7 separate regions of the Mus musculus genome follow, and regions 1, 2, 3, 4, 5 and 6 are each linked to region 7. The links are chromatin loops, found by intact Hi-C in ENCODE. Cell type or tissue: heart. All regions are shown on one strand. Each heading gives the region's core, and the rest is flanking DNA. Links, peaks and the distances in the headings are about the cores only. Region 1 has its middle 5.9 kb from the start of Gm32652. Region 2 holds the start of Gm32652 (a long non-coding RNA gene). Region 3 overlaps Nme7 (NME/NM23 family member 7). Region 4 overlaps Gpr161 (G protein-coupled receptor 161). Region 5 overlaps Gm51669 (a long non-coding RNA gene). Region 6 overlaps Nme7 (NME/NM23 family member 7). Region 7 has its middle 28 kb from the start of 4930568G15Rik.

Region 1 (4,503 bases), core at 237-4,236, 210 kb before region 7:
GTGTCTTTCCACTGAAGCCCGTACCCGGGGCTGCCCACATTCGCTTCTGTGCTTTGGAGGATGAGAGTTAGATTATCTGACACAGTTATCATGTATGTACACCTTGTGCCCTCCATCCCCCATCTCTAGGTTTCTTTCTTTGCTTCCTGAGATTTGGGTGAGTTTTTTATTCTTCTTTCATCACAGAAAAGTGGTGAAGCAAACTCCCAGGCTCACAACTCACCCGCTACCTCAGTGTTGACTCTCAGATCAATTGATCCCCACACAGAGGCACGCGGCTGGAAAAGAAAGTAATGTGTGGGAACTTACAGCCATTTGAAGTCCAAGATGAATTTTAAGCATCTTGAAACTGTAATCTATGTCAAAGAGAAAGCAGGCTATATAATTAAAGGAAAGGGGAAAATAGCCCGCATCCACACCACTGTGTTTACTACATAATGGGCATTCCAGGAAAAAAGGAAACCAAGAGTCATCTGAGAACAGATACCACATCTTGCACTCCCATGATTCTAGAATAGATACTTCTATTTTTTTCCTTTCTATCTGTTCTTTATTTAACTTTTCTCATTTTTAGTTGAAAAAAAATGATCACTTGGAATGAAGACCGCCTTCCTCAGCCTTCTGTGAAGCTGAGTCTAGCAAGAAGACTACACTTGGAGATTGCATGTGCGACTTCTGAAAAATGCCCTTGGGGATAGAAAATGAAAACCCTGGGTTCCAAGGATTTCTCAGCAGCCTTGGTCTGAATGACCCCTAATTTATACTGCTAGGGAAAAAAACAGAAAACTCAACTCTCAGTTTGAGTCACTAGTACTCTGGACTTACACATAAACCTATCCCTCAATGATAGACCTCTTCAGTATCTAGGGGGAAAACACGTTCAGTCATTCAACACTTGAAGTTATGATAACACAATCAACTAAGCAATTATTCAGACATATTGTCTTTTTCATATTTTTGGAAGGTCAGGTGGTTCTGATTCTCAAACATATGCCCACACATATGTAAGAACAGACATTATTCATACTAGTATGGTTAGCAAGGCAGAATGAGGAACACACACACAGAGTGGTGTCTATATAGATGAGTAAGGTTTAGGCAGTGCAGAATATACCTATCCAAGGAACAAGTTCAAGAATTGTCATTGATTGCTGAAGGATGGATCACTGCATCCTTTGGGATCAACTTGCTAAGAATACACATCACAATTTTAAAATGATTCCTCTTTGTTATACAGTATTTTTTCAGAGATCTGCTCTAATGAAATCGTGTGGGGCAAAGAGTGATACTCAAAACTTTCATTGAAGGACTAGGTAGGGAGATAGTTTCTGCATTTAAGGATTCACTCAATACACACATCTGTCAGAAGTGTGGGACTGGCAGCTAGCTGGCATCCTCCTTCCCCAGGAGTTGGCTTTCATGAAGAAAGAAATAAGAGGATGGGAACAGTATTGAAAAGAGAAGATGGCAGGCTGGGGGCTGGTGAGATGGCTCAGTGGGTAAGAGCACCCGACTGCTCTTCCGAAGGTCCGAAGTTCAAATCCCAGCAACCACATGGTGGCTCACAACCATCTGTAATGATCGACTCCCTCTTCTGGAGTGTCTGAAGACAGCTCAGTGTACTTATATACAATAAAAATAAATAAATCTTTAAAAAAAAAAGAAGAAGAAGATGGCAGGCAGCAAGGCACCTGCCTCCAACCCAGACCATAGTGCAGTCTTCCTACAACAGAGAGAGAATTACCTAGAGTCCAAAGGATTTAGTCCCTATAATAAGGTAGTGTTGCCCAGTGCTCGGGGATGGAAGAAAGGCAGTGTAGAGAAGTCTTCATCTGGAGAATGAAGCTCAGTTTGGTTTAACACTGCTGGATGGAGATATGCATTGGCAACCCTGAGATCTGCAGCTAAGAGAAGATGAAGAGGCCCTGTAGGGAGACAAGCCACAGTGGTGGGCCACAGTTGCAGTGGCAGTGAGCAGGTGCTGCCCCCAAGTGGTTCTGCAGACAGCGGGCATGCTTACAGGGCCAGAAACCTCAACAGGTCACTCCAAAACTGGCTTGGACTTCCTGGTATATAAGTCAAAAGGGATGTGCTGCTAAGGCATATGCAGATGGGGCAAGCCAACTAAATGTTTTGTAACAGATGCTCTAACCTAGGTGCACGATGGGGGTGCGGGGTGGGGGGCTGCTCTGTGAATCACGATTGGCCTCATAATCTGTGCGTCAATTTCCTTCCCTAGTCTCCTCAGCATTCTCCTGTGCCATCATTTCTCACATTTCCAGGGCACAAGTGTCCCTTTGAGTGTAATCAAAAGGTGGTACGTTGTGAGGTTCACGAGGCAGAAGGACCGCAGGCTGCTGTTGCTCTCACAGGAGAATCTACTCACGTGTATGCGTGTCAGTGCAGGACTGCCGTGGGCTTTGACCAGAAGCTCGCAGGTCCAGCAGTCCGCTGTGCTCAGCTAGAGAGGAAGTTTCTGCAGTATTTGTGTATCTTAATTTAAGCTCTTCCTGACCATTGCTCCCGTCATTGTTTATTGTTTGAGAATCTCATACGTGTTTTCTGGTCAAATCCACACTGCCTCCCCTTCTTTCCAGTTCCTCCTCAGTCCCTCAGTTCTGTTCTGTCTCAGCTCCGCACGCTCTTTTCTTAAGCCCACTAAGTCCTCAGTGATACACGGATGTGCACGCGTGTGGATGGAACATGTGTTGCCCCTCTGGGGCTGCATCCCTAAAGAAAACTGTCTCTCCCCCGACTTCCCCCAGCAGCCACTTAGCCAATAGCTCCTCAGTAAGGCTAGGTAGGGTGAGAGACCTCAAGAATTCCTGCCAATGCATGCCAGGAGTTCAGCCATCTTGGTCTTGGCAGGTCTTCTGCATGCAGCCACAATTGATATGAGTTCTTGCTCTCAATGGCACTATCATGTCCTACAACTACTGTTTTGCTACAGGTGTCCATTACCTCTGGTTCTTATCATCTTTATACACACACACCCTTGTGACGTAGCTATTAAATTTGGAGATGAATACTCCATAGTCTCTGTATTTATTCCCTGTGGGTTGACAAGTTCTCCGTATAGTCAACATGTACTGAATAAAGAGTTTCTGAGAGGCTCTATGACCATACCGTTAAGAACTTAGGGAGCAGTTTATTATTATGTCTACTTCAGAGAATAGTATGGGAGGCCAATACAGCTATTGCATAAACGCCCCATCTCTGTGTGAATTCATGACTTAAAACATAAATGCATGGAGTCTGATTTTGTAACCAGAGGCAGACAACACTGGCTAATGTTTATGCACCTGAGCCACCGTGATTCAAATGCCGTGTGTGTTTATGTGTAATGAAATATTAAACAAGGCCCCATGAAATCTTCCTTATCCCAGTTTCTTCTTCATATGTAAAATGGATTGATAAATGCACCTATTTCACAGGACTGTCACATAGATCAAATCAATGATATATGTGAGTGTATGTCTGTCTGTAACATATATGTGTGTATAAATAAAACCACAAATAAACAAATGTAAGGTGCCAGAATTGAATATTACAAAGTTAAAATATGACATTAGATACAAGAAAGAAAAATACATATGCATCCTAATCTTAGCTATCTTGTGTAAGTATATCAATATCTTGGGATATATATATATATATCCAACACAACATCTTCAGCAATACATTTTCTCACTAAGTAATGAGTTTCCAGACAATCTCATTTTCTTTAGTACATTCTTTTGTAATTTTCTAATTATCTACAATGAGCTTAAAAGTGCTAGTATACAGAAAGCAAAAATGTAATGTTCTAAAATGGCTTACAGGAAGTCACATAAGTATAAAATTCAATACCGGGATGCATTCACAAATCCAAAGCCTCCTGAAAAGAAACCCACCCAACCAACTCTGTTTCCTCATCATGGAGATTGTACCGTCTCCATAAAATACTTTCCCCAGCAAGCGAAGAGCAAGTAAATATTGTTCCAGGTCTAAGAATGACAAAGCCCCAACTCAGGGAATTTACAAAAGTTGAAGTCGAGAGGGACAGACGAGTTTCTGGATGAACCTAGAGAGAGTGTTTTACTCACCGCAGATAGGAAGAATGATGAAGCTGATGGTTAATGTCTTCATTCAGGAGAGACATTATTTTATATTAGTCTGTAAGTACTTTCTAACCCCTCTAGTGGTCCTGAAACAGTAAGGTGGCCTATGTCCAGGTTCATAGTTCATTTTGTTACACCATAATTATGACCAGTGCTTTTGTTCTCAAAGGGTCTTTGTTTGGACGGCTACGTGTGCATATGTGTGCCTTATTCAAACAACACTGTGCCATTAGCTCTTAATAGACGTCTGTACGCTGTTGCTCCCTGACAACCGAAGAACAGCCACTGATTTGTTTTGTCTCTGTGGTTGAGTTTACTGGCTTGAATTACTAAGCTTATTTCTAGACCAATTAACCTGACGGTAGCATGTTATTTTCTTCTTCCAACTGGGCTATTTTCTCAA
Region 2 (4,503 bases), core at 368-4,367, 220 kb before region 7:
CCACACCCATGCCCTGGCTCTCCACTCAGGGTCTGGCACTCTCAGGCACGCACAGCATGCCAGAGACAGCAGGAAACCCCCTCTGGCATATGGGTTCAATCCTTCATTCTTAGAATGGCTTCCAACGGCCTTCACCCTCCACCCTGTAGTGGAGAGCAAGATTGTCTCTTGGAAGGATTTTTCTGCATGTGTGAATGGAATGGAAGATGACTGATGGCTTGGTGAATTGTGCACTGAACTCTGACTTTTAGGCACTAAATATAGACAGCGCACATGCTGGACAAGCTAAATATAGTAGCAGTGTTGGCAAGAAGGGGTGAGGGAGACTCCCAGGACAGACTGGATGGAGGCTGAGCGGTAAACCCACAGCCACTCCCAGCTGTGGTTAATTTATCACCCCTGCTGGGAAGGGGTGCGCGTCAGTTTCATCCAGGCATGATTTGTTTGTCAGAGTGTTTGTTGGGAGCCATTTTTCTGTCTACAAACAAGCACGCAGCTCAGGATGCCTTTGTCTGCCTCCAGCAAGTTAGCCTTCTCCACTGGGCTACAGCTCAGTGCTGTCCCCATTGGGGGTGACTTTGGATCTCCTAGTGAGTTATTTCTAATTCCATCCCACACTGCCCCAGATCTTTCTTGTTTAGTTAGATAAGATGGCTCTAATTATTGAGGCTGAAGGTCAGAATGAGAATGGATCGCTAGGGCTGCCAAACTGTATGCCCCGAAGCGCACTTTCTGGTTCAAGAACACAACTCCTTCCCCCACCCTACCCCCTTGCCCCTCCCGCCGTCCACTCTGAAAAAAGCCACTTAGCTCTTTATCTTTGCCCAAGTTAGGGCCAACGGCTAGAGAAAGTGTCCTCTGCCCCCTGCCTCTCTCCCAGCAGCATGAGAAGACAGCATTAGGGCAGCATTAGAACTCTCTTGGAAGAAGGTTCCCTTTCAGAACGCAAAATGTCTGTCAGCCCTCTCTACCAGTACTGCCACCCCCAAGAAGCCACCGTGGACAGGGAAGGCCTGATAAGCATTCATTTACAATTTTCCCTTCATTAGCAAGAAGCCTGCTTCTCTCCTGGGGTGAGACAGAGATAGCTCATCTGCATTTTGATTGCTGTGTTAGGATAATGACAACCGAAAATAGGCTCTGAACTCCCTCTATGACCAGTTTCCATTAATTAGATTTAATTGTGTGACCCAAGCAGGGAAAAGAGATCTCCTTGCCTGTCCATGCATAAATCATATCTGATTTATCCCACTGTGTTTTCTTTTATGTCTCATCACACCTCCCAGTGCTGGAACCCAGGAGCCCGCCTGCCCTCCCCCACCCCTCCCCTCCAGCCTGCCCTCTCCCACCCCTCCCCTCCAGCCTTCCCAGTGGTGACTGAGATACTAGCCTGCCTTATCTCAAAACAAGGAAGTTTGCTCACAATGCTATCATGCCCATGAGTCTGTAAGTGACACTCTCGGTTGGCTATGGCTTGGTTTTTCTTAAAGCTAGGAGAAAACCCATCCCTAAGGGTCTTAATTGGTCTAATTCTCAGCAGTCATAACTATGGTCAAAGCAGAATGCAAAGTCACAATTTTCTGCCGATCCATGACAGAGACAGAAGATGTGAATATAAATACAAGATGGAGAGAATACATTGGCATGAGTACAGCTCAGTATCTTCATGATGGAGACTGAATATGTTAGATACGTTAGGATGACTCAGGGGTCTAAGGCAGTCAGGAATCAGAGGCAAGTCAGTGCATCTCTGAGTCCGAAGCCAGCATGAGTTCTAAGACAGCCAGAGCTACAGAGAAATCCTGTCTTTAAAAAAATAAAAATAAAATAATGACAAAACAAATGGTGTTTGTCTGTCTCTTTGTCTGGTACAGATTTGATTTTTACCTTGTGAAAATAAAAAAATGCAATCTCAAACATTGTGTTTTATTCCACTATAGAGTAGTGTGTGTGTGTGTGTGTGTGTGTGTGTGTGTGTGCAATCTCATAATTCTGCTTTGAATTTGAACTCATTTGGCCTCCTACTTATTCTCTAATTATTTAATGGGTTATGTAAAATCTCTGTCATGTAGTCATGTTGTATTTGTATGTGAGTCATGATTTTACCTTGTTGAAAATTGTGTTTCAGCATAGAATTTCCACTTACTATTGGCAGCTGCTATATGAGTAGCTATTTGCTATAGCGACTTCAGCTCCATTTTCTTAAAAGAAAGTGCCAGAAAAAGATAAAGGTCATTTGGCAGGCTAGGCAGTGGGTGGTAAATCAAGCCCCTTGCCCAATACCAAGGAGGCCAGGGCTATGAGAGAGAGAGAGAGAGAGAGAGAGAGAGAGAGAGAGAGAGAGAGAGAGAGAGAGAGAAAACGTAACTATATTGATTTGGATAAATACTGAGGTGTATGGATAGATAGCCTTTGCCCTACTGAGAACATCATCAGATTTGCGGAGAACAGATGAAATAATCCACACATTGATCCTCTCCAACAGAAAAGCAGAATCAGGGGAAGAGGTAATAGGTGTGCGAATTTACAGAAAAACGCAAGCAGTTCCCCCTCAAGGGCTTCAGGTGCCCTGTTCAACTGAAGCTTTATTATCCGGACTTGTCCTATTTCTTGTCGCTATACTCAAAACCCTAGAGGGCAGCAGCGCGCCCAGAAGGACCTAGCCCAGTTCCTCCTGCAGAATGAACTCAGCGAGTCCTCAATCATCTCGCATCCTGTACACCCGACTCATTGTCAAGCAAACCCCAATAAGGCAGTCGCCCACCTACCCCACCCCCCATTCCCATGCCTCGGCACTGCGGGATTAGGGCTCTGGGCTCCATCACTGTCCTGGTGGACGCCTGCAGCAGGCTCCCCCAGACTCTGCACTGCAGCATTGCAGCAGCGCCTGCAGCTCCTTGTGCTGGGTGGGAGCTCTGCACTGCGCCGCCGCCGCCGCCGCTGCCACCCCCGCAGCTCTGCGCAGCCTCTGAGCCGCAGTTTACATAAGCCTGGCACTCACAGCAGTGAGCTCACCTTCTCTGGGATCTGGATGCAAACTCCCTGAGAGACAGTAAAAGCCAAACCGCTACTAGATTGCTCCTCACCCCCCAACCCCCAGGAACTGTCAAATGGTCATACCCTTAGTGGCGAAACCGGAGCCGGGAAATGCCCCCAGATAGGACAGAAAACATCTCACCATGGACAGCGAACTCTTCTTCTTTTAAAACAAAAACAACAACAACAACAACAACAAACAAAAACAAAAAAAACAAAAAAACAGCCACACTTGGCAAGGTATGTGACTTTGACCTCTGGTAATACAGTTTCCTCTAACCGGCTGCGATGGGCAGGGTTAAAGCCAGCCAAGGGCGTCAAAGTCAGTTTGCCAAGAAAAATAAAGGGCGAACTGGTTTGTGCTGGATCCTCTTAATTGCTTCACTTCACTTACTGACTGACCTTGTAGGTAATTTTTCTATCCTTCTCTCCTGGCTTTTCTAGAATGTTCAGTGGAAACACGGAGAGTTTTCCTCTGGGGGCAATAGGCCAGTCCCAATTTCACGCTGACAAAAATAAGTGGCACTATGCATTTTCTCTCTTCTCCAGCCAGTCTCAGCTGCTTTCTTCCGCCCCTGAGAAACTTGGAGTCTCACTCCAAAAAGCTCGGGCCCTAAGATCCTCTGCCTCTCACCTCCATCCTTGCCCTTCAGAGCAAAAGATGTAAATCAAACCACAGATGTGTGACTCCTCCCCTCTACGGAGAAGGAAAGAACTCACTCTGATCAATACTATCATGCCTAGGCAGGGAGTAGCATAAAAATGCTGAGATTACTCTACGGTGAACATGCTTGCCACAAAGCTTGATGACCTGAGTTCTATTCCTGGGACCCACATAGAGAGAACTGACTCCCACAGTTTGTCCCCTGACTTCAACATCTGTACTGTCACACACACACACACACACACACACACACACACACACACAGAGAGAGAGAGAGAGAGAGAGAGAGAGACAACATAGGTAAATAAACCATTAACTGATTAAAACTTGTAATTGCCATAGGCCTCTGCTAAGAACTAGGACTGCTGTTTGCTATCACCGAGCTTTCTACGCCAGCAGGGTCAAATAGGGAGAACTTGGACCTGATACAGAAAATCAGGGCTGCCCAGTGTACCCTGGATTAAGGGGAGGACATGGAACCTTCAGCCTGGAATGTCATGGGCAGACTTAGACAAGCTGGTCACCCAAGTCAGGGATAGGATGCTAAAGGGATTTTTTTTTCTTTTCTTGGAAACCTGAGCTCTGGATTGAAAAAAGGTTTTCTTTTCTTTCCCAAAATATATGAGAGTATTTTCTCTCTGAGGAATTACAGCTAAGACAAAAGATAATGCCCAGCAAGCCTTTCAGAAACCTGACCAGCAGGACTTAAAGAGAGCAGTAAACAGGGCAGGATTCTAGAAGTAGGTGTCAAGACATCTAACGGACTAATAATGTTCAGGACATTTAATCTTCAGCTATGCCCT
Region 3 (4,503 bases), core at 228-4,227, 800 kb before region 7:
CAGTGGTTCTCAACCTGTGGGTCCTAACCCCTTTGGCAAACCTTTGTCTTCAAAAATATTTACAGTACAATTCATGACAGTAGCAAAAGTACAGTTATGAAGTAGCAGTGAAAATACTTTTATGGTTGGGGATCAGCACAACATGAGGAACTGTATAGAAGGGTTGTGGCATCAGGAAGGTTGAGTTAGAGCTCAGGGTACAGCCAGGTCAGTCAGACAGAAACCGTAGTGAGGAACGGGGTGGTAGTCGGTGTGAAGAGGAGCTGGACCTGGAGAACTTAGACCAGTGTGGCGTGGCATTGTGACGCTTTAGGAGTGGAGGGGATTTCCGGTTTTCCTAATTCCGATGATTCTGACACTGAGATTGTCACCTAATGCGTAGTAGAGTCACCTAATGCTCTAAATTGTGAATAGCAGTAGGCCCATAAAACAGTAAGCAGGGGACCACCGGATAGATGGCTGCCGGTTAAGAGCACTGGCTGCCCTTCCGGGTGACATGGGTTAATTTGCTAGCCCCACGTGACAGCTGACAACCATCTCTGATTCCAGCTCTGTGGGATCTGACACCCCCTGCTGGTCTCCACAGGCACTGCATGTGCAGCAGAGACATCATGTCGGCAAAACATCCACATATATAAAATAAAGCGAAATACAGTCTCAAAAGTGTAGTGATACGTGGACATATTGAGGATAATAATCATTTCATAGAGGTTGCTTTTTACTTCTGCTGTTATGGTGGTGATGGTGGTGGTGGTGGTATGTGTGTGTGTGTGTGTGTGTGTGTGTGTGTGTGTGTGTTGGTTCTAGTGGAAACTAATTCATATACTTGACTGATATTTTTAAAAAACATGTTCATGATCTCCGAATCTAGTCTAGTCTAGTCCCCAAATTTAAAGATAAGCAAGCTGAGACACGCTTTGAGGCGACGTGCCTCAGGGCGGCGTGCTTGCTGTTTGTCATCCACTGGCTGTGTACACTTCCTGTGTCTACCCAGCTGACCCCGTACTGAATTGGTTCTGGCTTCTCAATGAAGGGAAGGAGTTAAAAGCTGAAAACTAATTTTACACACACACACACACACACACACACACACACACACTCTCTTTCTCTCTCTCTCTCTCTCTCTCTCTCTCTCTCTCTCTCACTAAATCTTTATACCACAAGAAAGTTATTCTTGAGGTAGCTAATAGAACCTTTATTTTTAAGTTGTTTTCCTCTCATATAATAGATTTAGGTGTGAGGGGGCAGGTGAGGAGAGTCATCTGTTATTCACCCTCCATGACGGTAGAGGTTGAGCCTGATAATTAATTTATTAGTGGCTAAAAACCAAGGCTTCAAACTTGCTTGAGAATAACCTGGGGAGATGACCAAAAAAGTCAGTCACTTTGTAATGTGAGGGGTCAGACATTGTTGGCCTGACCTGGCATGAAGATGCTGTAGTAGAACCAGAAGACAGCCTCTTTCTCTTAGGAATTGGAACGGGAGGGAAGCCCGGTGCTCCTCGGAGTTCCTGTCTGCCCGCTGCTGAGTACTTAGCTGGCTGCAGCTCTTTGAGTAGTGATGTCCTGATTTTATGAACACTCAAGGCGATGGTGCAGCTCTAGTGTAGCCCAGGTTGAGGTTTTTACTTTAATTTTTTTAAGTTACAGCTCTGTTTAATTTCTAAAGTGCCATAGGTAGGGTGAAGGTGTTTAACGTTTTCTTTTATTGAATTCTAGCGAATGACTCTGCAGCTTTCTTGTAGCTGTACAGAGAATGACATGTTAGCTTTGTTTTTAAACCTTCAGTTCATAGAAGACAGAGTGAAACATACCATTATTTACAAAAATTTATGACTCACCTGGTGCTGCTTGACTAGACCCTTTACAAGTTTGCTATGATTTAGCTCATAATCGCAGGATTAAATTGGTGAACTGGTTGTGTGACTCAGCTTTGGTGACATGTTGTAACCACAGTGAACACTAGGTGGCGCTCCTCCATCACTGGATGGCATCCTTTTCAGTGCCTCTGAATTTCATTGGTGTTCATATTGATGAGCCACTCAGATGCCACCTTTGTTGAAGTCAGGAATGCACAGAACCACTGATTATGTCTCATAAAGTGAAAGATTAAAAAAATGTGAACGATGAATTCTTCTGTTGGATTAAACCTGAAAATGCTGTTTGTCTTACCAAAAATGTAAGGATTCAACATTAAATAATATCTGAGTTGTGTGAGGCTATCTAGGCAAATGCATGAAAGAAAACTCTGTCCTAATACGTATGTCTTCAGGTAGGCTCTGGCAATCGTGGTATTAACACATGCTGGCATACACAGGCTTTTCTCACTATAGAAGGATGTCTGTGTTCATAGCCTCTCAGTCCCTGTCTGCTTACCATCAACACACCATCTTCTCCAGTCACGAATATTCAAACACCCTTCACTCCTGACAAAAATGCAAACAGAGTCGGGAGTGACTTGCAGCTAATGCCCCGTGGTGATTGTTGCAGCGCATGCCAGTCCACATGTGTGTTTGGCTTCTGCAGCATTTGGCACCTAAGGCTGGGTCTTGCTGTGCTCATTCTTGCAGTGGGCTGGGCAGGGTTCGGGATGAGCTACAGGTGCCCTCGTGTGGCACACATTTCCTAGCCAATGGAAACAGTGCTCTGAGACGAGCACAGCCTTCTCTATGTGCACAGACGTTAGCCCCGTTTGTCAGTGACACTGCTTATCTATGCTGTCAACTCCTAGAGAGAAAAATGAATAGAGTAGTCTAGGAAGGGTTGAACTTGCTAAAAGTGCGGAGGTCAGTTTAAGCACCACAGTGGAGACAGGAGCCCTTCCCAGTGTATCCACGCCTCCTACGCCAGCTTCCTACACCAGCTTCCTACGCCAGCTTCAGGTTGTGGTGCCTTTTTGTTTCTTGAACTCCATCTTCCCCATCATAACTCTATACTTTTTATCTCCCTGGAATATTTTTCTCCTAGGTCTCTACATGACTGGCTTCTCCTTGTCCTGGTATTGTCTTAGAGGGAGACCTTAACTGTCTCTCCTAGTTGGAGGCCGGTTCCTTACCTCTTTTACCTAAAATTTATCACGTATACTTATTCCCTTTCCTTAGAGCATTTATCATGACAAGTATTGTATTGTTTGTTTTTACATTCTATGCAAAGTATGAAGAGAGATAGGAAATGAATAGGTATGGTCTATATTAATAGAGCTCTGTCCATTTTGAATATTCTAAGTGACTGTTGTAGTGTCTGACAAAGAGAAGTCATTAATTTTTTATTAAGCAAATGAAAGAAATAAATTCAACTTTTAAGAATGCCTACCTTTCCCTTTGTGCCTACCGGTGGATACATACTGCTTTTCAAAGTTCTTCATATATTTACTCAAAAAGTATTGTGTTGCATTTTCTACATACTGCAATATACTATACTATACATACATTATACATGTAGTCCTTTCAGATGCAGTCTTGAGCCAAACAGACATTTTAGCAGGGGAAGGAACTCTGCAGTCAACGTCTGTTGCATGAAGACAGTAAGTGCTACAGGGAGAATGGCTGGCTGTTGTGAGCAGTGAGCCCTCCTGGTGGTGGATAGAACTTCAAGGAGGTGGCCAAGGTCTCTCTCATAGAGAAGAAGATGAAAGTGGAGCAGGGTTGGGGAGGAGAAGGAGTGAGCCATGAGATATTGGAGGGAAACATCCCAGGAAGTAGGTAGGAGCAGCGGTGGGAAGGCTCTTGGGTGCATACAAAGGATTATGTGCCTAGGGCAAAGTCCGCAAGAGTGAGCGTCATGGGAGGCCATCGCAGACAGACAGATCTCACAGGCTTTGCTTGAATGGAGACACTTCATACTCGTGTACTAGAAGACTTGATTTTCCAATGGGGTAAATAGACTGAACACAATCCCTGGTAAACTCCCAGAGGCTAATTTTGCAGAAACTGACAAGCCCATTCTGCCTTTGAGATGGTAACATGAAGTACTGAAGTTAGCCGAGGCGGTGTGTATGTGTGTGCATGAGTGGAAGCGAAGAGGCCAGAGGTCAACACTGGGTGTCTGCCTATTTATTTCCCATCTTACCTTCTGAGTTCGTGTCTTTCACTGAACCTGGAATTCACTGAAAGGCTGGGTTGGTTGGCTAGCAAGCCTCAGAGATCTGGCTGCCCATCTCCACCTCCCGTGTGCTAGAATTACAGGTATGTGCCGCCATACCCGGTTCTTTTCCATGTGTGCTAGGCACCAGACTTAGCTTTTCATGCTTGCATGTTAAGTGTTTTACAAACTGAGCTATCTCCTGAGTCCCAGCCAAGATAATTGCTTAAAAGTATGAAATTGGAAGATTTGCCTTTCCTGAATGAAAAAGGTGTAAAGTTTCTGTTTTAGACAGTGTGATGCAGCCCAGGGATAGCTAGGTTTCATGATGAGTGGAACGGAGTTCAGAGCCCAGAGGTAAACTCTTGGCAATAAATTAGTTTTTAACAAAAATGTCAGCACCATTCAGTGAGAAAAAAAGGAG
Region 4 (4,503 bases), core at 204-4,203, 200 kb after region 7:
GACAACCCTCCCCAGCACTGCACTTGCCCACCCAAGAGGAGGAGCTCCGTGACATTTGAGGACGAAGTGGAACAGATCAAAGGTTGGCTTATGGGAGTGTCTCAGTAGACACGTGGGCAAGGAGGGGATCCTAGCCTCATTCTTACCACAGAACGTGCCAAGACTTCATCGCCTCTGCCTCCTTCCCATCACTGCAGCCCCACTAGGGATACTTGAGGCATCTGACTCATAGCAAGCAGCATCCAAGGTGGGACAAATGCAGCTGTAGACACACACACACACACACACACACACACACGTACACACGTATACAGTCACACATACAGACACACACACACACACACACACACGTACACACGTATACAGTCACACATACAGACACATACAAACACACACAGTCACATACACAGGTACACATACACAAACACACACAGATACACTCACAGCAGATACCATGAACACACACACAGCACAGACACATTGCACACATACATACACAGATACACACAGAGACATATACACACAACCATGCACAGTCGCATACATATATACACGCACAGACACATACATGTAGTCACACACTCACACACATAGACACACAGTCTCACACACAAACACACTCAGACACACTGTCTTAGGGTTTCTATTCCTGCACAAACATCATAACCAAGAAGCAGTTGGGGAGGAAAGGGTTTATTCAGCTTACATTTCCACATTGCTATTCATCACTAATGGAAGTCGGGACTGGAACTCAAGCAGGTCAGGAAGCAGGAGCTGATGCAGAGGCCATGGAGGGATGCTCCTTACTGGCTTGCTTCCCCTGGCTTGCTCAGACTGCTTTCTTATAGAACACAAGACTACCAGCCCAGAGATGGCACTACCTACAAGGGGACCTCCCTGCTTGATCACTAATTGAGAAAATGCTTTACAGCTGGATCTCGTGGAGGCAGTTCCCCAATTGAAGCTCCTTTCTCTGTGATAACTCCAGCCTGTGTCAAGATGACACAAAACTAGCCAGTACACACACAGTCACATATGCATATACACACATACACATAGACACAGTCACAAATACACATACACGTGTACACACACACAAACTCACACATAGACACACACATAAAGAGCAGATTCCATGAACACACAGCAAGGACATACCTACACACACATACATACACAGGCACACACACAGTTATGGACACACACATGCAGACAAACACACACACAGATACACACAGAGACAGTGACAGGGAGACAGAGAGAGAACTCAAAACAATTCCCAGCTTTCTCAGGAACTAGCCTGACTGGATGAAATAGTTTCCGTGCCCCCTAGTCCACAGTAGTTGCTCCCCTTTATGGATAGTATCCAGTTATAAATCTGATCCTGTCCTCTTAGCCCGTCCCCTCTGACGGACAGTGGAAATATGGCCCTGTGAGTGCAGGCCAAGCTGCCATCCTGATGAATGGCCCTGGAACCTGCAGGGACCGGAGCCCACTGACTGGGCTTTCCTGCTTATCTGTTAACACAGAGCATCCTGGATGCTTAGGGACCTGGGGCTAGTTTCCACTCCAGACAAGCCAAGGGGAGCCACTCCTGTGTAGGAAGGAGTCTCTTTTTCTCCTGTCTCCAAGTGAGAATAGCCACTGGTATAAGGAACCTTGAGTCTGCTGGAGCCAGGGGCTCTAAGGTGTAAATGCTGAGTATGCAAATGAGCCTCCCTCTGCCCTGCTCCACTCCCTTGCAGCGTGAGGGGAGAGGTGGGAGAGGAGCTCAGAGAGGATGGTAAGTAAGTATCTACTTTTCTGGCAAAGCAGATTCAATACAGAGCTAGCCAGCAGCTTTGAGAGTTTACATTCCCCTTCTACTGGACAACAAGTCCATCTCCTTCCCAGACCTCTCACGCCGATCCCAGCCTGCCCCTTTGTGTCCTACGGGTGGGCTGGAAGCGCCCTCTGCTGGTTGGGTGCTGAGAGCAAGGTGCTAGAGCAGGGGATGACAGTTATGCTGTGTAGGGAGCAAACTAGTGCTGCTAAGGTCTCCACTTCCTTCCTGGAGAGTGGGGCACAAACTGCCTGTTCTCCAGAAAACATAAGGGGAGAAGGTCCCCTAGAGACCCCGAGAGCTTAGGCAGTACGGTCTGTGACCCAGTGCTCAGGTTTGGTCATTAGGCGCCACCTCTGTCCCTCTTTTCCATTCAGTGTAGTGTCACGGCTCCTAATCCTTCCCAGGATGGTGGAATTGTTGACATCGCTTCTAAATGTGAGGCTTTCTACAGTGAAGGAGCCTCTGAGGGAAATGGAGAGGAGACATGGCCTTTGAGTCTGTGCAAGCTTACAGCCTAGGCTGTTGAACCCAGGAGCTACAAGAGGAAAATTCTATTGAAGACGTAAAAGCTAAAACATTTAGGGTAGAATTTACTCATTCACAGTAACCGTGTGAATCTTTTCTCTTTAGAGTCAAGGAAACTAAACTAGAAAATGTCTGGCCTTTCTCAGGATGTAAATTGTGTGAAGTCCAAGATTTTAGCCTGGGGACTCTGATGTCAAAATCCATACCTGTAATCTTCGCTTGTCCGCTCTCTCTGGAGTAGCAAGCCAGCAGAGACCATATCCCTTTTCGCTAACCTTCCTTTCTGCCTTCTCCCACAGAGGCCGCCAAGAACTCTCTTCTTCATGTGAAAGCTGAAGTACACAAATCCTTGGACAGTTACGCAGCCAGCTTGGCTAAAGCCATTGAGGCTGAAGCCAAAATCAACTTATTTGGGGAGGAGGCTCTGCCAGGGGTCTTGTTCACAGCACGGACCGTCCCAGGGGCTGGCTTTGGGGGCCGTCGAGGCAGCAGAACTCTTGTGAATCAGAGGCTGCAGCTACAGAGCATCAAAGAAGGCAATGTCTTAGCTGCAGAACAGAGATGAAAGCTTCAGAGGGGAGCGGGGCCGCAGCGGAGCTACCGGGACTGGTGCCTGTGCCAAGACCCTGGAACATGTCACCACTCAGAGAGGGCCAGACGCCGGGAAGGAAACATCTGGTATGCAGCCAGGAGGATTGAAAATACTGTCTCCAGTCTCTGACTTCAGTTGTCTTCTGTAAAGCACATGTGGGCTGCTTCAGGGCTCCTGGGATGGAACGAGGCTTCGAAAGCACACGTTAGAAGCAGATGGAGATGTGGCTGGGGCATCAGGAGGACTAGAGATGGTGGATGTGAAAGGGAAGCCACCATGTGGCTCTTGTCTTCAATGGTATCCAGCTGCTTTAGCTGTCCCTGGTCTCAGTGAGGCCTCTAGAGGCAATCCCTACTCCGTGCCCCTCATGGGGACAGAACGGCTCACCCTAGCACTGTCAGACCATCTGGGGGCTCTGTGTAGTTGATCCAGGAAGCGTGGGACCACAAGTACTAGACTAAATGCAAAAACAGTCCAGAGAGCATCCGAGTAGAGCACCCCACATAGACACCCCATATCTATTGCCCTAGTTAGGACTTGCTCTTGGGTAGCACCTGCTGCTGGCCAATAGAAACAGCCCACAGGCCACCCAAGATGTGGCCACCCCACCCACTTCCTTGTTGACAGATTTTTATTATTACTATTATTATTTGAAAAGAAGGGAGAAACCACTATGAAAGACAAGGGCGAATACCAAGCACTTCATTTCCAGAATAATAAAACCAGGAGGTTAGGGCATATCACTAAGCCTGGGACTTGAGGTCATACGCAGATGAGGGGAACTTGGGGGGAAATCCCTCACACGGGAGATATAGGAGATGCTAGAGTGACTGGCAAACATAGCTGGCCTCACTTTCCAGAGGCAATTGTGACTGTCATAGCAAGTTTGGGGGCTGGCACAAAGGTAGAAAGGGCACTGGACCCGAGTTCATAGCCTGGGTTCTTGACCCAGCTTGGCTTTTGTCTGCACATCATCTGGGACATCCTGTCCCATCACTAGGCCATTTGGAGAAAAGAAAGGTGTGGGGAGTTGGAACAAGTAGCCTCCAAGGTAATTCCAGCTCTGACTTTTGATGGCTTCTGAATCTGCAATTTAAGAGATGGGGACAAACTGAACATGACTGGTGGGTGACCTAGGATCTGTATACTTTTGAGGGTGTGCCCAGTGAGTACAGGAAGAGCACCTGCATGCTCTGGCCCTCACGTCTGTCTTTGTGTTATTTGTTTGGCCGTCTAGGGCAGTCCTAACTGCCGACTACTGAGCCGTGGGTATGAAGAGGGTGCCACAGCTGAGGCAGATGTGGGACAGTGGGTGGGGTTTGTTGCCTTGGACTCCTCTTGCTCTTTGAGCTAGAACAAGTTTGGGCTTTGAGTGCTTGCTGTGGGGGTTCTGTAAGATGATCTTTTCTGCTGCTCTTAAGCCTGGGTGCTTTAGATAAGCGAAGCGATGAGCAGGGCTGTCCACCACACAGAGCAGAGGAAGTCTAAGACCTCGCCATATCTGCCACGAGGCAGCTAATTGAGTGGTTTACTTTTCAAATGTTTCCTGTGGGCTGCCCAG
Region 5 (4,503 bases), core at 253-4,252, 73 kb before region 7:
CAAGTTCATGTTACAAATATTTTGTTTTCTACTAGTTATTTAGGGTGGTTCTGGAAGCTTCTGGGGTGGGACCAGGTTGAAAGACATAAGTTATTGGGGTGAGTCTTTGGCATATATGACCCCTGGCCACTTCCTGTTGCTCCCCTTGTTTCTTGTGAACTCTTATTCTCTGCTCCCTCATGCTCTCTACACCATGGCAGACAAAGCCCTCTGAGCTCACATTAACTCTTCCTTCTGTTAAGCTGTCAAGACACAGCAGCAATGAATATGGTGTGGGCGGGGGGGGGTGGGGGGGGGAGGGGATATGTAGTCTTTGCTCACTGTTGTTCATGGGGAAAGGCTGCCTGGCCATACAAAATCAGCAGACCCTCCCAGGAGCTCCCCAATCCAGGTCAGTTAACTCTCTCCTTCTGCCCTATGATGCTGTGGTTTGTACACACTAATTATCAGTAGGGACTGGGTGGGTGGGTGGGGTCATCCTTACTCTTAAACTTATGCCAGAAAGTTCTTAGGGGACATACTCCATTCTTGGAGTATTCTGTTGCAGGGTCAGACAATTAGCTAACAATAGCGGAATGAGTTTCAAAAAACCAAAACGAGACACCTATAAAAAAATGGAATTTTTCAATCCCAAAGAAGGAAGCCAGGTCATTTATAAGAAGGTAGGTATAACTGGTGATCGCCCTACTAAATGAATTAAGATGGTCTCAGAAAGACAAATATCTTACGCTTTCTCTCGTTTGTGATTCCTGTATCTCCTATGGACATAAAATTGTGTATATATGACATGAGAGTAGAAGTAAAATTATCTAGGCGGTTGAAGGGGAGGACTAGAGGGAGGAGCAAGAAAGGGGAGGCTGGAGAAATGGGTGGAGTTTGTTCAACCTGCAACATACACTTGTATGAAGCTTAAAAATAAATTAAGTTTATTTTAAGCAAAGCCCTTTCCATGTGACCTTGGGATGTCTTATAGAGGATGTGTCCTGTCAACTAAAAATTGTAGCTCACAGCATCTACCATTATCAGATTATAGTAATATTACCATGGTGTGACACCTGGCACAAAATGATAAAGATATTAGGCCCTTATCAAGTCTCCTATTTAATTTGGTATGAGATGTGTCTGTCATTGAGACATGACAGCTTTGATACAGGTATAGAATTCCAATGCCAAGGCCCCTAGGCTTCAGAAATACAGACCCTGTATTTATTTATTTATTTATTTCTGAGCTTTGGGATTTATAATCTTAGCCTCTCCAGTGCTAAGGTCCCTTTTGCATCCAGGTCAGAAGGAAGGCCTGCTAAATAGCTCCGCATCCTCGGTGCACAGCTCCTAGCATGGCACTGGACACAGGGTGAATGTGCCATGAAAGGCAAGTGGCTTTTGGAGGTAGGTTTTCATAGAAGGACAACCTAACAGTCTCTGGCTGCCTCTGGCAACGGCTGCAGGGCACCCTGGCTGAGCAATCTTCTGTCATTCTCCTGGCAGGGGCAATCAGGCAAGCTGCTACTGGTACCTTAGATGAGTCAGCCATTAACTACGAAGTCATACAGATTCTGCAGGAACAAAACAGCTTGAGTCATGGCCCCAGGTGAAAAGGGCAATGCCAAGCATCTTCTATTTAGCCTGCATAGCTGTTTTAGGAGCTGCCCCAATTTTCTAGACAAGGAAATTAAAGCTTACATGGCTCATCCAAGGTCACATATCTAAAAGGCCAATCTCACGGGGGGTGGGGGGGGGGGCCTTCCTGAAGAAGGCAGAGGAAAAGGAGAGGGGAAGGAATTGGTGAGGGGTGAGGGAGGGGGAAGAAGGGAGGAGAAAGAGGAGAAGAAGATGGAGAGAGGGGGGGAGAGAATGTGTACTCTCCAGCTAGCTTTCTTCCGTGTCCTGAGCACAAGGAAGATGCTAAGGCCCCTCCGAGGGGTGGCCATGAAGCCACGCCTGCTCTGGGCAGGGATCTCAGTGAGTCACCCATCCTGCATTCCACCCTTTGTCCTCCCATGCCCCTCTGCACAGCACCATGCTCCTGGCTGGCCTCTCTGCAGTGCCCTTGCTCCCTGTCTGCAGAGCAGCATTTGTCTTTGGCAAATCTGGGCTGCCAGGCTCCTCCTCTGCAGGCAGGCTGCAGTGGTTCCTTAGAAGGTCTGCTGCCTGCGCTGGGACCTGTCAGAATGAAAGATTCCAGTGCGGCTGGCTCTGTCTGGTTTCTCTCTCCCATCTGCCCTCTGTTCTCATTCTCGTGCTTGCTGTCTCTTCAGCGTGTCCTTCCCTCCCCACTTTTCATGTTCCTGATATAGTACACCAGTGTACCACTGCTGCATCCCAAAAGCAACCCTGATCCAGAGCTTTTGTCTTTGCTCCTCATGGGCCTTCCTAGGCTCTCAGTGTTCCAATAGCAGGACATAACCCTGGGTTTACTGGATGAAACATGCCTGGAGATGGGTAGATTGCCCTTAAATTTTAAACTGCAAAGAAGATACCAGAATAAACATTTGTTGGTGTGATTATTTCTTTTAAAAAGCAAATAAACAAACTTCAGACATGGTTGATGAGAGACAGAGGCAGAGATGAGATAAATTGAGTTAAATGCCACATAGGGATCTAAGCCAACCTCTGACCTCTTCCAAATACTGTATTAGCATATTTATGTTATTCTTCTGTCTTTGGTGGTGGTGGTGGTGGTGGTGGTTTGCATTTGTTTTGTTATATAGGGTCTCCCTTTATAATCCAGGTTGGCCTTGAACTCATTATGTAGTCTAAGTTGACGTTGAACTCACAGTGATATGCCTGCCCCAGCCTCCCAAGTGCTGATATTACAGCATGAGCCACCACACTGGGCTTCAGTTTAGCTCCTCCCTTTCTGTTCTCTGTCCTTCCCTGCAGTTGCTCAATTGCCATCTCCTTTAGAACTACCCCATTGCTCCTATTCTCCCTCCAGCTCATGAACTCTCTCATCTTGAATACAAACACCGTCAGTGGCTCTCCTTGCCCACAAAATCAAGCCCAACTCTACAGAAAGACATTCCAACCCCAGCCTGGAGTACGTGCAATTCCCAAAGGTGAAGTTCTGGTTTTGCCTTTGCCTTGTGTATTCCCATCCCTACCTGGAAAGCTCCTAACCATGCTTCCTGATCTACTCTCACAGTCATCTGCTGTGAACATGTGCCGGTTCCAGCCTTTGCCCTTACTTACACACACACACACACACACACACACACACACACACACACACACACACATACTACAAGTGGATATATAACGAATTGTAAACAGTCTTTCCAACAACCATTACAGAATTACAGAAATTCTCTCACCCTATCATAGAATCCAAACCCATACTTGTGGAATTGGCTGTTCTTTGACTTCTTCCTATAGAGCGACTGCTTCTGATAGCTTTCTGAGGCCCAGACTGCTTACACAGCTGGAATCTAGCTGTCTGATAAGGCAGCTGTCACTTCCCATTCTGCAGAACGTTCCCACAAAAACTGTCCCAAATGCTAAATCTTTCATTAGTGGAAGAGCTGACTCATGAGATTTAAATTAGGGATTCTATGCGGCAGAATAGTTCTGTTGCAGCAAATGGAAAGGAAAAAGAAAGAATTGCTCCAGTTGAGTCTTTCTATTGAAGTCAAGCGTGGGCACGGAGAATCGTGGACCTTGGATGACCAGCTGGAAGAAGGAAATGGTGGAGATGAACTGCCCATGTTCACGTCCTTCTTGATGCTGAAAGTCTCTGTACAAATGCACAGCTCTTTCAAGATCATTGAGTTATCTCCTCTCTAGGGCAAGAGGAAGTCCAAAGCAAATCATGCAGGCCTTCTGAAGATAAAGACCTCTTTGTACCCATGCCTAACACCTGTCTTTGACTACCAATTCAGCAAAATATTTTAGTGGCAATGTGGTAGAACTACTTTGGGATAGGATGTTGGAGCCCATCCTTGTCTGTCTTCCTAGGGCTTTGCCTCATCTCTCTTGGGCAGCCCTTTCTGTCAATGAGCATCTTCCAGTTGACTTTTAATAGCAAATTACTTTCATGAAAGAAGTGACCTCCTTCAGCTCTCTTCTTGGTGGTCCCTCCTCCTCTCCTGTACTTTACACGCCAGAATTCCTTGGGGCTCATCTTTGCTCTTTGGCGGCCACAAGTCAACCTCTCTTCCATCTCTGGAAAACACTTACCTTCACTGCCTCCACTACCATCAGCTCCTACATGACACAGCACTCCATATCCAGCCCAGATTCCAACACCCACCCCCCTGCTCCATTCTGTGCCCATTGACAGGATGGCATCCAAGTAACTCTGTTAGCTGTCTCAAAGCATCTCAAATTAACTAGGACCAAAGGCAAGTTGCCTTTACCACATTCCAATCCTCAGACAAAGAAACAAAACAATAACATAAGACTCCATTCTTTTAGGGTTCATACCTTCTTGAATGATGCCAACCTAGTATGGGATCAACTGGGTGGGGGAGCATAAACTGTAAAACCATCTTCAAATGGCATCAT
Region 6 (4,503 bases), core at 360-4,359, 750 kb before region 7:
TAGCGAGGGAGATGGGACTCTTTTGTTGGAGACCTATGTAACCATTGGCGTTAATCCTCTTCTAGAAGGTTCTTCGTATACCTAGAACTGAAATGCTGAACAACTGACTAGTCAAGCACATATGTCAGATGGCTTCTCAGTGTCTGAGTGGTGACCCTTGAATCTTAAAACACAGTAAAATGTGAGAGAAGGGACTTACTGGAGTTTCTTTTACAAATGTTTACCAGAACAAAAATAATTGAGTGTCCTGGGGATCCAGCTCAGTCAGCAAAGTCTTTCTGTTTCTGAGGACCTGAGCTGGGACCCCCAGCACCCACATTAAAATACAAAACAACAACCAAAATTCAGAATGGCAGAGCGTTCATCTCTAACCCCAGTGTTGGGGTAAGGGACAGACAAAGACAGGAATTCCCCAAGTTTGCTGGCTAGTCTTAGCCAATTTGAGTTTCCAGATTCAATAAGAGACCCTGTCTCAAAAAATGAGATGAAAGGGCTAAGGAGATGGCTTAGTGGTTAGGGGCACTTGTCTTTACAGAGGCCCTGGGTTTGATTCCCAGCATCCACATGGTGGCTCACAACTGTCTGCAACTCTAGTTCTAAGGGATCCAGTGACCTCTTCTGCCCTTCACAGGCACCAGGTATGCATGTGGTACACAGATGTATGCACTTGCAGTCAAAATACTGAGTAGGACAAATTCCCAGGGGAAATGGCGGTATTGCCCACTGTGAAGTTTTCAGTTTAGTTTTTTTTCAAACCGAGTGTTCACAGAGACAGCTCAGACACCTCCAATGCATGTCTCAGCCCTACTCTAGAGCTACTGAACAAGCTCAGAAGATACTAACCTGGCTGAGAAGTCCAAGGTTAAGGCCTGTGAACAGGCATAGTCCACAAGCTCAAGTGCTTGTAGGGCTCATCAAAGTTGGAAGAGCACTGTCTATCAGTAGTGGCGTCATCGTCCTACCTCCAGCTCCAGGATTCTTCTTCTATGTTTGCTTGGTTTGTTTGTTTTAATTGATTTGTGTGTGTGTGTGTGTGTGTGTGAATCTTATCTCTCTGCCCCTTCTTATTCACTCTTCACCCTTGCAAGCCCCACCCCTAAAAGATAATAGAAACAAAACAACAATGACGACAAAATTAAAGTGTAGAAAACATCTCATCATCAAAGCTGTAGCATGTCCCACAGTATTTCCCTCTGTCCACACATCTTCACTTGGAAATGTTCGCTGCAATGAGTCATTGGTCTGGTCCGAGGCCTCTGGCTTCTGCCACACCATTGGTACTGGATCCGGGACTCGTCCCAGTTATCCTGTTGTTGCCCTCCTATGTCATGGCAAGTCTTCTGCTTTGGAATTGCAGGACTGGCCCTCTCGTGCTCTCCAACAGTTCACAGATGGTGTAGAATTTAGGGTGGGCCAACTCAGACCCCTGGATCTGGGCCTAGAAGTATATTAGAGAGCTGAGCAAGCTCTCCAGCACTGCCCCAGCTAGCCCACCCAATGCTGCCGCCAGCAGGGTTAAGGTCAGCTCTCCTGCTCTCCTGCTCTTTGTGAGGGACCACAAAAGAGCAGGAGAGCAGGATAAAAGTTTCACTCTGCCCAGTCAAGGTACCAGAACCACTCTCTCAGTTGATGCACTTGTGGCCCCTAGTGAATTGTTTCTTGATTGTCTTAGGGTTTTATTGCTGTGAAGAGACACCATGACCATGGCAACTCTTACAAATGAAAACTTTTCATTGGAGCTGGCTTGCGGTACAGAGGTTTAGTCTTTTATCATCATGGCGGGGAAACATGGTGGCACAGATATAGACATGGTGACAGAGAGGTAGTCAAGAGTTCTACATCTAGATCTGCAGTGCAGCAGGAAGAGACAGTGAGCCACTAGGCTGGCTTCAGCTTTTGAAACCTCAAAGCCCACCTCCCAGTGATACACTTCCTCCAACAAGGTCACACCTCCAATAATGCCCCTCCCTATGAGTCTGTGGGGGCCATTTTCCTTGAAACTACCACATTGATATTCAGAGGTTTGTGTAGTTCCTCCCATATTGACTTTTGGACTTGACTGTGACTTTCTTTAGCACTTACCTTCCTAAGGCACGCTGCAGTCACAGGCTTGCTGAGCACACGTGCATTGGACTTTGTCTTTGAGTGCTCTAGTTAGAAACCAGTGGTGTGACTAAGAAGCTCTGATGAACACTACCTGGAGTCTTGCCCTCAAGACAAGCTATAGCTTTCAGAAGTGTCAATCTAATTCTACGATTTGCTGACAAGCCCCAGAAATGCAGATCTCAAGCTGCTCATCCAAACAATGCCATGTATAACGAAAGTCTCGCCTCTAGCACCGGGAGCTGACTTCATTCACTGAGAATGACTCTGAGCCTGAGGTCTGTGGCTAGACCAGTCTCTGGAGCCAAGTGCCTATTGTAGGCTTCACTGATGGAGAGGTGAAGAACTCGGGGAACCTCCGGGTGTGAGTGGGGGTGTGTGTGTGCTTGTTATCTGCATCACAGTCCTCCACGATGATTAATGCCCAGGAGTTTGTGCAGCCCTCAGTCCTGTGGCTGCATTCCTCACATTATGATACTTGGGAGCAACCCCCTGCCTCACAGTCACCTCAGGGGCTACAAATTGGTAGACTCAGAAGGGTGGGGCAGTCAGTCCAACCCTGGGACTGAAAAGCTAACTGTGACCAGCAGAGGCCGCTGCTAAGCAACTAGCAAAGTGAAGGCCTTTGGGGATGTCAGACAGTCACCAGCACAGTTCAGCACAGAGCAGCAGAAAGCACAGGAAGACACTGTGCACTCCTTTCTGGTCTTTCCGTTGTACTTTTAGGAACATTTTACTTAATTTTACTATTTTAATATTTACTATATTTTATACCGTCTTCTATCCATCTTTTTTAGTCATCTCCATAATCTCCATGCCCTTGTCTAATTTTGTTTTTTCTTTATTGAGCAATCTTCTATCAGCCTTTTTTTTTTTTTTTTGTCTCCTTATCTACCTTTAGTAGTTTTTTGACTGTATCTTTCCGATTTTGTTATTGTTTTTGTTTTTTTGAGTCAGGGTTTCTCTGTGTAGTCCTGGCTGTTCTGGAACTCACTCTGTAGACCAGGCTAGCTTCGAACTCAGAAATCTGCCTGCCTCTGCCTCACAAGTGCTGGGATTAAAGGCGTGTGCCACCACTGCCCGGCTCTTTCCAATTTTTAAAAAGGCTTGTATATGTTTTTGGTTTATTCCCTTCTTATACTTATCTGTTAGTTATGCATTTTCCCATGAAATCTTTTTGTTTTCCTCTGCTCCAGTCTCTTGCCTTTTGCTCTTGCCTTCTTTACATTCTTCTCCATTCCTTTTCTTTAGCTTGTCTTTTCTTCTTGTTCTTTCCCGTCTTCATTTACCTTATGTATCAATAAAAAATAACAATGAGTAGGTGGTAAAGCATACAGGAGTGAGCCTTCCACAGCCAAGCAGTCACCTCCGAAGGGGGGAGGCTAACTGTTGGAGACCTGTAACAAGAGCTCCGGCTTGGGATGTCGCTGGTAGTTAGCTCCAAAACTATTTATTAAACTTCACATGGATGCCATACCCTGTACCATAGGTTTATTTTTATTAACAACTCATATATGGAAATTAAGTAAAGCATAAAATGTATGGTGCACACACACACAAGTATGCTTGTGAATGGGTTGAACATTTTAGAAGAACATGGGAGAAATGAACACAGCAATGAATGCCTTTATTAAGAACTGAAATTCTAAAGTAGGGGAAAATTTACTTTCATGATATACAACTTTATTTTCATTTTATGTGTTTCATCATTTTCAAATTAAAGAATAAAGAGTAGGAGAAATTAAGACAAAACTAATTGCACATTTATGATTTCCCTTGGTTGGGTAGGTTGAGTTGTGGACATAGAAAGGCTGTGACTTTTTTGTGGTTCTTTTTTGTGACTCTCAAGAATCTGAGGTCACAGGCCTGCACCAATCTATCCCATAAGACCTTGCTTTTCTGTTAAGTTTCCAGGTCACGCTCACACTACTGAAAGCTGGCACCATACTTTGAGGAGCCTCAGCATCAAAGCTGTCTCATTATCAGCATGCTGGGGACTAGGGGGAAAGTGGTCTGTACCAGTGAACATAATACACACTGCACAGGAGAGGGCAAGAATTTAATTTTAGAACACACTGCACAGGCGAGGGCAAGAATTATTTGATTTATAGCCAAGGATGTGTCTATTTTGAAGCCTGTTGTATACGTGGCAATGTAGTCTTCCTGAAGCTATGCCAGAGCCATTCGAACCAGCAGAAGAAGCAATGTTCTTGAAATATTGTGTCTAGATTTGCAGGTCTCCTTAGCTGTGACTTTGGGTAGCTAAAATAGACAAAACTGTGTAGTCCTTTAAAAAGTATAAGCAAAGCCAGATAGCCTTGAGAAGCTTCTAAAATGTGTTTCTTGAAAAGGTGACAAACAACAGAACTAATTTTAGATCAGGGAAAATATTTATTTTGT
Region 7 (4,503 bases), core at 355-4,354:
GAAAGCAAATTTTTAAGTGTATTAAATTCCTTTTAATTCTGTGGTATTTCCTTTTCCACTTCAAAAGGAACATTTTTTTTTACAGGAAGACAAGTTATCCTATTTGTGAAGGTAAAAGAGGAAAGTCCTTTGGGATACATTTTTTCAGTGAATTGTTTCTTTGTTGATACACAGTCTTACCAGGCGGGCAGGCCTGGAACTTTCTGGGTTTATGAACATGGCCTCCAGCTTGTGATGCTCCTCCTGCTCTGTCTCCTGAGTGCTGCACACTGTGCCTAGTCTGGGTGCCTGAGGACACAGTCGTCTTCTGTCCCGGTCCTGGCTAGCTCCGGAGAGGAGAGTGCAATGGCTTTCCTCAAGGATCTCAGTGACATAAAACATCCTCACAGTTGTCTTGATATAAGACAGGAGCTCAGATTCACTGCTGTCTGGTGAGACAACCACATACAGTGTCAGACAGTGGCCCAGGGTCGCAACCCCTCATCTCACGACAACCTTGGAATATGAGTATCATTGAACAAACAAGAAGGCGAAAACTCAGCCAACTTCAAAACCGTGCCAGTTTGCCCACTCAACATGGCAGGGCTGGCTTCAAATTTGGTCTCTTCATCTCCCAAGATGATGGTGACATTCCTCTCCCACACTGGATTACCATGAGGTCAAGCAGGAGGGAAAATCTGATATGGAAGAAGAGCTTAACGATTACAATTGGCCACTTGGGGCTGGCTGCTTAGAGCTCATGACTAAAGCCTACAGCCAGGACTTGTCCTCAAAACTACTCTTTGGCCACTTTAATGATGTCCTTGGAATTTGAAGAGCATTTGTTCCTTAATTAGAATTTAATCAGGAATAAATCCACTTTTCTACAGATACACTGAGTTTGATATACAGAAGGGAGAAGCAAAACTTTAGGAGACAGGAGGCAGTGGGGGCACGAGTCGGCCAATTAACCACCTAGGAAACCATTAAGTCAGGCTTTCACCTTGACTTATCTTGCCAAGGCTTTGTCTTTCTTGACAAGTGTACACCCAGCGCCTAATTGGATTAAATTGCAACAATGTAAGCCATCCAAGAAACTCGCAGCCTTCCTAACCAGAAAGCCTTCCTGCTGCTCCCGGGCAGTGTGTCTTTCTTGACTTCTTGAAGTCTCTCACGCCACCCCACCCTCACCCTAAGCATCATGGAAGAAGCAGCGGGCGCTTCCTGCGATGTCTGCACCAGAGAGAGGAGTCTGAGATAGATTTGCATGGGCTGGGGGCTGTGCTGACCCAGAACGAGAAGCTAAATTCTCTCATCCCAACAGCCTGGATGCGGAGAAGGTAAGGGAGACGGGAGGACTCAGAACACAGATACTGTCACCCCACTTCACAAGGACACCCCGAAAGCTGTCCACACAGAGCCATACAGAGGGAAAAACGGGGCTCCAGCACTTTCCTGCCCTTAGGAGAGGGAGAATGGGAGAGAGAAGAAGCATCTGCCAGCAGCTGCCCTGCTTCCTGTCCATGGCAAAAGGCCTTTTGTGTTGGTTCCTTGGAGCCTCTGAATCCTGTGACTAAGCCAGCCATCAAGCAAGCTGAAGCACTGGTCTTCAGCAAGAACACTTCTGTGAGGTGACAGCTTTAACCGGCATGGCCTGGCTTCTTAAAAGACTTTGACACCAGGGTTTTGGTTTGTGTTTGTTTTTTAATCTTGCTGGAATAGCAGCTTATACAGGGAGGAAGCAGGGATGGTGGGGGCGGGGCGAGGGGGGGAGGTAAGGATGATATGGGATGGGAATGAATAGGGTGGAGCTCCCAACTTCTAAGGACTTGGTGGTCTGTGCCGCTTTGTCTCTGGACGCCGACCCCAGATTTCCAGAGCCTTAGCAGACTTGTACTTCCTGTGTCCCAATCCTTTCTTCTCCCTCTGGGAGGCAGCCGTGCAACAGGGCTATTATGTATGGCGTTTGCATCCGTTCAACCCACCACCTCCCCAAGGAGCAGAGGGGCCCCAGAACCTCTCATCCTGGATTAGAATACTGCTCCACCCCCTCGTCCTGACACCTGCCTGGGATTCACTTAGTCTCGGCAAGAACTCCCAAATTCCAAATTCCAAAGCCGAGTCTTCATGTTCTTCCCTGCCAAGAAGGCAGAGAGGGGCTCTGAAAGCCACACCCTGGGCTTCTGGCATGTCTTTCCTATACTGAATTGTCAGCAGTAAAGCACCTGGTCCATTACTGAATTAACAGTCTCCCCAAAGATGCTTCATACAGAAGTGGTGGTTTGCTTTGGGGATCTGTTTATTGGTTTTTTGGTTTTTTTTTTGTTTGTTTGTTTGTTTGTTTTGTTTTTAACCTAACCTAAACCAGAACACAGTTCTCATCCAGGCTGTACCAGTTAACTCCACAACCTTAAAGCTGCGAGCCTTATATGGATGGTGATTTCTCTAAAAAGGAAAATTATGCTGCATCACTTTTCTTTCTATCTTTTTTTTTTTTTTTTTTTTTTTTTTTTTTTTTAAGTTCTGCAGCAGGAGGCCTTTACGCAATGCGGGATGTTGGCGAGCCGGGCTTTTGCTGCCCCCTCGTGGCGGCGAGTGTGTATCGGTTTAGAGGCTGCAACTGCGGTAGCTTAGCGGGCAATGCGGTGGGCATAGATGATTTTGTGCAGAGTTCTGAGGAACATGGTTGGCTCTGGTTCAAGGGTGAGAATTACACATTTACAGCTGGGTCTAATGCCTTCCCAGCTACCCATCACCAGGGCAGGCCAGGTTCAGCAGATCTTAGAGGATCCTACCTAGATCACGTAAACCTAGTACCCGCTTCCTCACAGGGCGCCCTCCCTGACCACTACGTCGGGGAGGAAGAGGCACGGAACAGATAGTGTGCTTTTTCTCAGGCCCTACAGTCTCCCGCGGAAAGCAAACGGCTCCAAAACCTAAGCTGTAGAGGGAGAGAAAGAGGTCTCCACTCGAGCCCTGACATGCACACCGCGAAGACTCCGTGCCCGACTTTTCCCCGTCGAGGGCCTGGAGAGAACCCCCTCAACCACCTAAAAGCAAACACGAATAAGAAATTGGTGATGGTGATGACGATGACGATGACGATGATGATGATTTCGCTGAAAATTAGTCCGAGGATTACTGGCTGTCCTCTGTGACACAGAGCCCCAGCTTAGGGACATTCGCACAAGACCTCCCCCAGACTTTTAATAACCAAGCTATGAACTTCCATTCCTCAGAAGGATAGGGGGCAGGACGTTGGATCAATTTGGTTTACCACGAACCGGGAGTTAATGAATAAACCGATTCCCTTTTTTGAGAAAGTAATTTTTGGCCCGGACTGCTCTTGGAACTTCCCTGTGGCCTGTGCTTCTGTTAATGTGTAAGAAGATACTGAGTTGGGCTTCTCATATTCGCTGTGGTATATGCTGTTACAGTTTAATAAAGTACCATGTGGTAGAATTTCATTCAAAAATTTTTTCCACAGATTTATCCCAGGGAATCTAAGAGTCAAGTCCTGGAGAAAGTCTTGTTTAGGTTGACCACACACAGAGAGGGGATGTGAGGTGTCCACTTAAATGGCACCCAAAAATATCAAAGCTTAGTGTCTGGAGGAGATAGATGTGGATGGTGGGATGGCTCAGTGGGTAAATGCAAGTCTGATGATCTGAGTTCAATTCCCAGAACCCTCCTAAAAATGGGAGGAAGGAACTGACTTCACAGATTTGTAGATGGTGGTAGATGTTCTACTGAGTACAACCACAGAAGAAACATGTCTGCAAGCAACACTCAGCCCTGGACCAGCACAGAGAAAAGGGAGGACCCACGTTGACTGGAACCCTGGAAATTGTGTCACAGGAGAGACTCTGAGGACGCTGAATGCCCTGGCTTCATTTCTGGTGCTGTGACAAAAGCAGACTGACAGAGAGCAGTTCAGCTGGGAAAGGGTTTCTTTCTGTTCAAACTCCCAGTCACATCACAGTCACAACCAACAACTGAGAAAAAGAAATGTGTGCATGATCCCTCGCTAGGCGCAGCATGATTTAGCCACTCTTCGGTCAAGGTTGGCTTGGGTATGTGTATTTGGCAGGAGAGTATGTTCCCTGGAGAACAAAGGCTCCCGGAGGCCACTGTACCCCGGGTAGCTGGAGTTGCAGGCAGGTGTGAGCCAACCTGGTATGGATGCTGGGATCTAAACTCCACTCCTTTGTTGTTAACCACTGGGCAATCTTCCCAGCCCCAAGAGCTCCACTCGGAAACAGTTTAGGGCTCCTGCCTAAGACATGGTGCCGCCCACAGTGAGCTGAGAGTTCCACATCAATTAAGTTACATAAGACAGGTCCCTCACAGATACACCACTGGCCAAGCCATGGTAAATAACCTCCCGTTGACATACTCTTCCCAGTTGATTATAGGTTGTCGAAATGGCAGAGCTAACTACGACACCCAGCAAAGAAGAATGAAGACTCGTGGGAAACTGAAGACATGTGCTCACCATGTAGAAGGTTATCGTGCAATAATTGC

The links. Hi-C counts contacts between places; a loop is a spot of excess contacts. Peaks named below come from ENCODE experiments on the same cell type or tissue, not always from the same donor. Only the 100,000 strongest peaks of a DNase experiment are listed, where the experiment ranks them.
Region 1: it touches region 7 in a loop (7-fold over the local background); 20 of 42 quality-filtered maps call a loop at or near these places.
Region 2: a loop joins it to region 7, with 7 times the contacts of the local background. A loop is called at or near these places in 22 of 42 quality-filtered maps.
Region 3: it touches region 7 in a loop (9-fold over the local background); 23 of 42 quality-filtered maps call a loop at or near these places.
Region 4: it touches region 7 in a loop (2.2-fold over the local background); 5 of 42 quality-filtered maps call a loop at or near these places.
Region 5: a loop joins it to region 7, with 2.2 times the contacts of the local background. A loop is called at or near these places in 11 of 42 quality-filtered maps.
Region 6: a loop joins it to region 7, with 8 times the contacts of the local background. A loop is called at or near these places in 16 of 42 quality-filtered maps.

The regions. Positions count from the first base shown.
Region 1 is chr1:164,903,267-164,907,769 of GRCm38, forward strand. No RefSeq gene overlaps it. Among named protein-coding and RNA genes, the nearest start is that of Gm32652, 5.9 kb to the left of the region's middle. In heart, for the core only: a CTCF peak has its summit at 1,986 (motif pointing left); a DNase peak (open chromatin) is centred at 1,955.
Region 2 is chr1:164,896,279-164,900,781 of GRCm38, forward strand. Gm32652 (a long non-coding RNA gene) reads right to left here and starts at 3,378. Exons shown (of 5, transcript XR_865700.2): 1 at 3,121-3,378. In heart, for the core only: a CTCF peak has its summit at 2,641; DNase peaks (open chromatin) are centred at 723, 2,823, 3,353 and 4,113; H3K4me3 peaks cover 1,144 bases; H3K27ac peaks cover 3,885 bases.
Region 3 is chr1:164,314,921-164,319,423 of GRCm38, forward strand. The region is part of intron 3 of Nme7 (NME/NM23 family member 7); the gene reads left to right. Among named protein-coding and RNA genes, the nearest start is that of Nme7, 9.5 kb to the left of the region's middle. In heart, for the core only: CTCF peaks have their summits at 577 (motif pointing left) and 1,964 (motif pointing right); no DNase peak of the experiment used is centred there.
Region 4 is chr1:165,318,787-165,323,289 of GRCm38, forward strand. Gpr161 (G protein-coupled receptor 161) reads left to right here. Exons shown (of 6, transcript NM_001310429.1): 5 at 1-82; 6 at 2,650-4,503. The coding sequence ends at 2,915. Among named protein-coding and RNA genes, the nearest start is that of Gpr161, 25 kb to the left of the region's middle. In heart, for the core only: a CTCF peak has its summit at 1,959 (motif pointing left); DNase peaks (open chromatin) are centred at 1,955, 2,865 and 3,385.
Region 5 is chr1:165,044,765-165,049,267 of GRCm38, forward strand. The region is part of intron 5 of Gm51669 (a long non-coding RNA gene); the gene reads right to left. Among named protein-coding and RNA genes, the nearest start is that of Gm51669, 14 kb to the right of the region's middle. In heart, for the core only: no CTCF peak of the experiment used is centred there; a DNase peak (open chromatin) is centred at 2,117; H3K4me3 peaks cover 513 bases; H3K27ac peaks cover 2,996 bases.
Region 6 is chr1:164,364,221-164,368,723 of GRCm38, forward strand. The region is part of intron 9 of Nme7 (NME/NM23 family member 7); the gene reads left to right. Among named protein-coding and RNA genes, the nearest start is that of Gm39690, 52 kb to the right of the region's middle. In heart, for the core only: a CTCF peak has its summit at 2,692 (motif pointing right); a DNase peak (open chromatin) is centred at 2,671.
Region 7 is chr1:165,117,984-165,122,486 of GRCm38, forward strand. No RefSeq gene overlaps it. Among named protein-coding and RNA genes, the nearest start is that of 4930568G15Rik, 28 kb to the left of the region's middle. In heart, for the core only: a CTCF peak has its summit at 2,565 (motif pointing left); DNase peaks (open chromatin) are centred at 1,968 and 2,568; H3K4me3 peaks cover 737 bases; H3K27ac peaks cover 2,205 bases.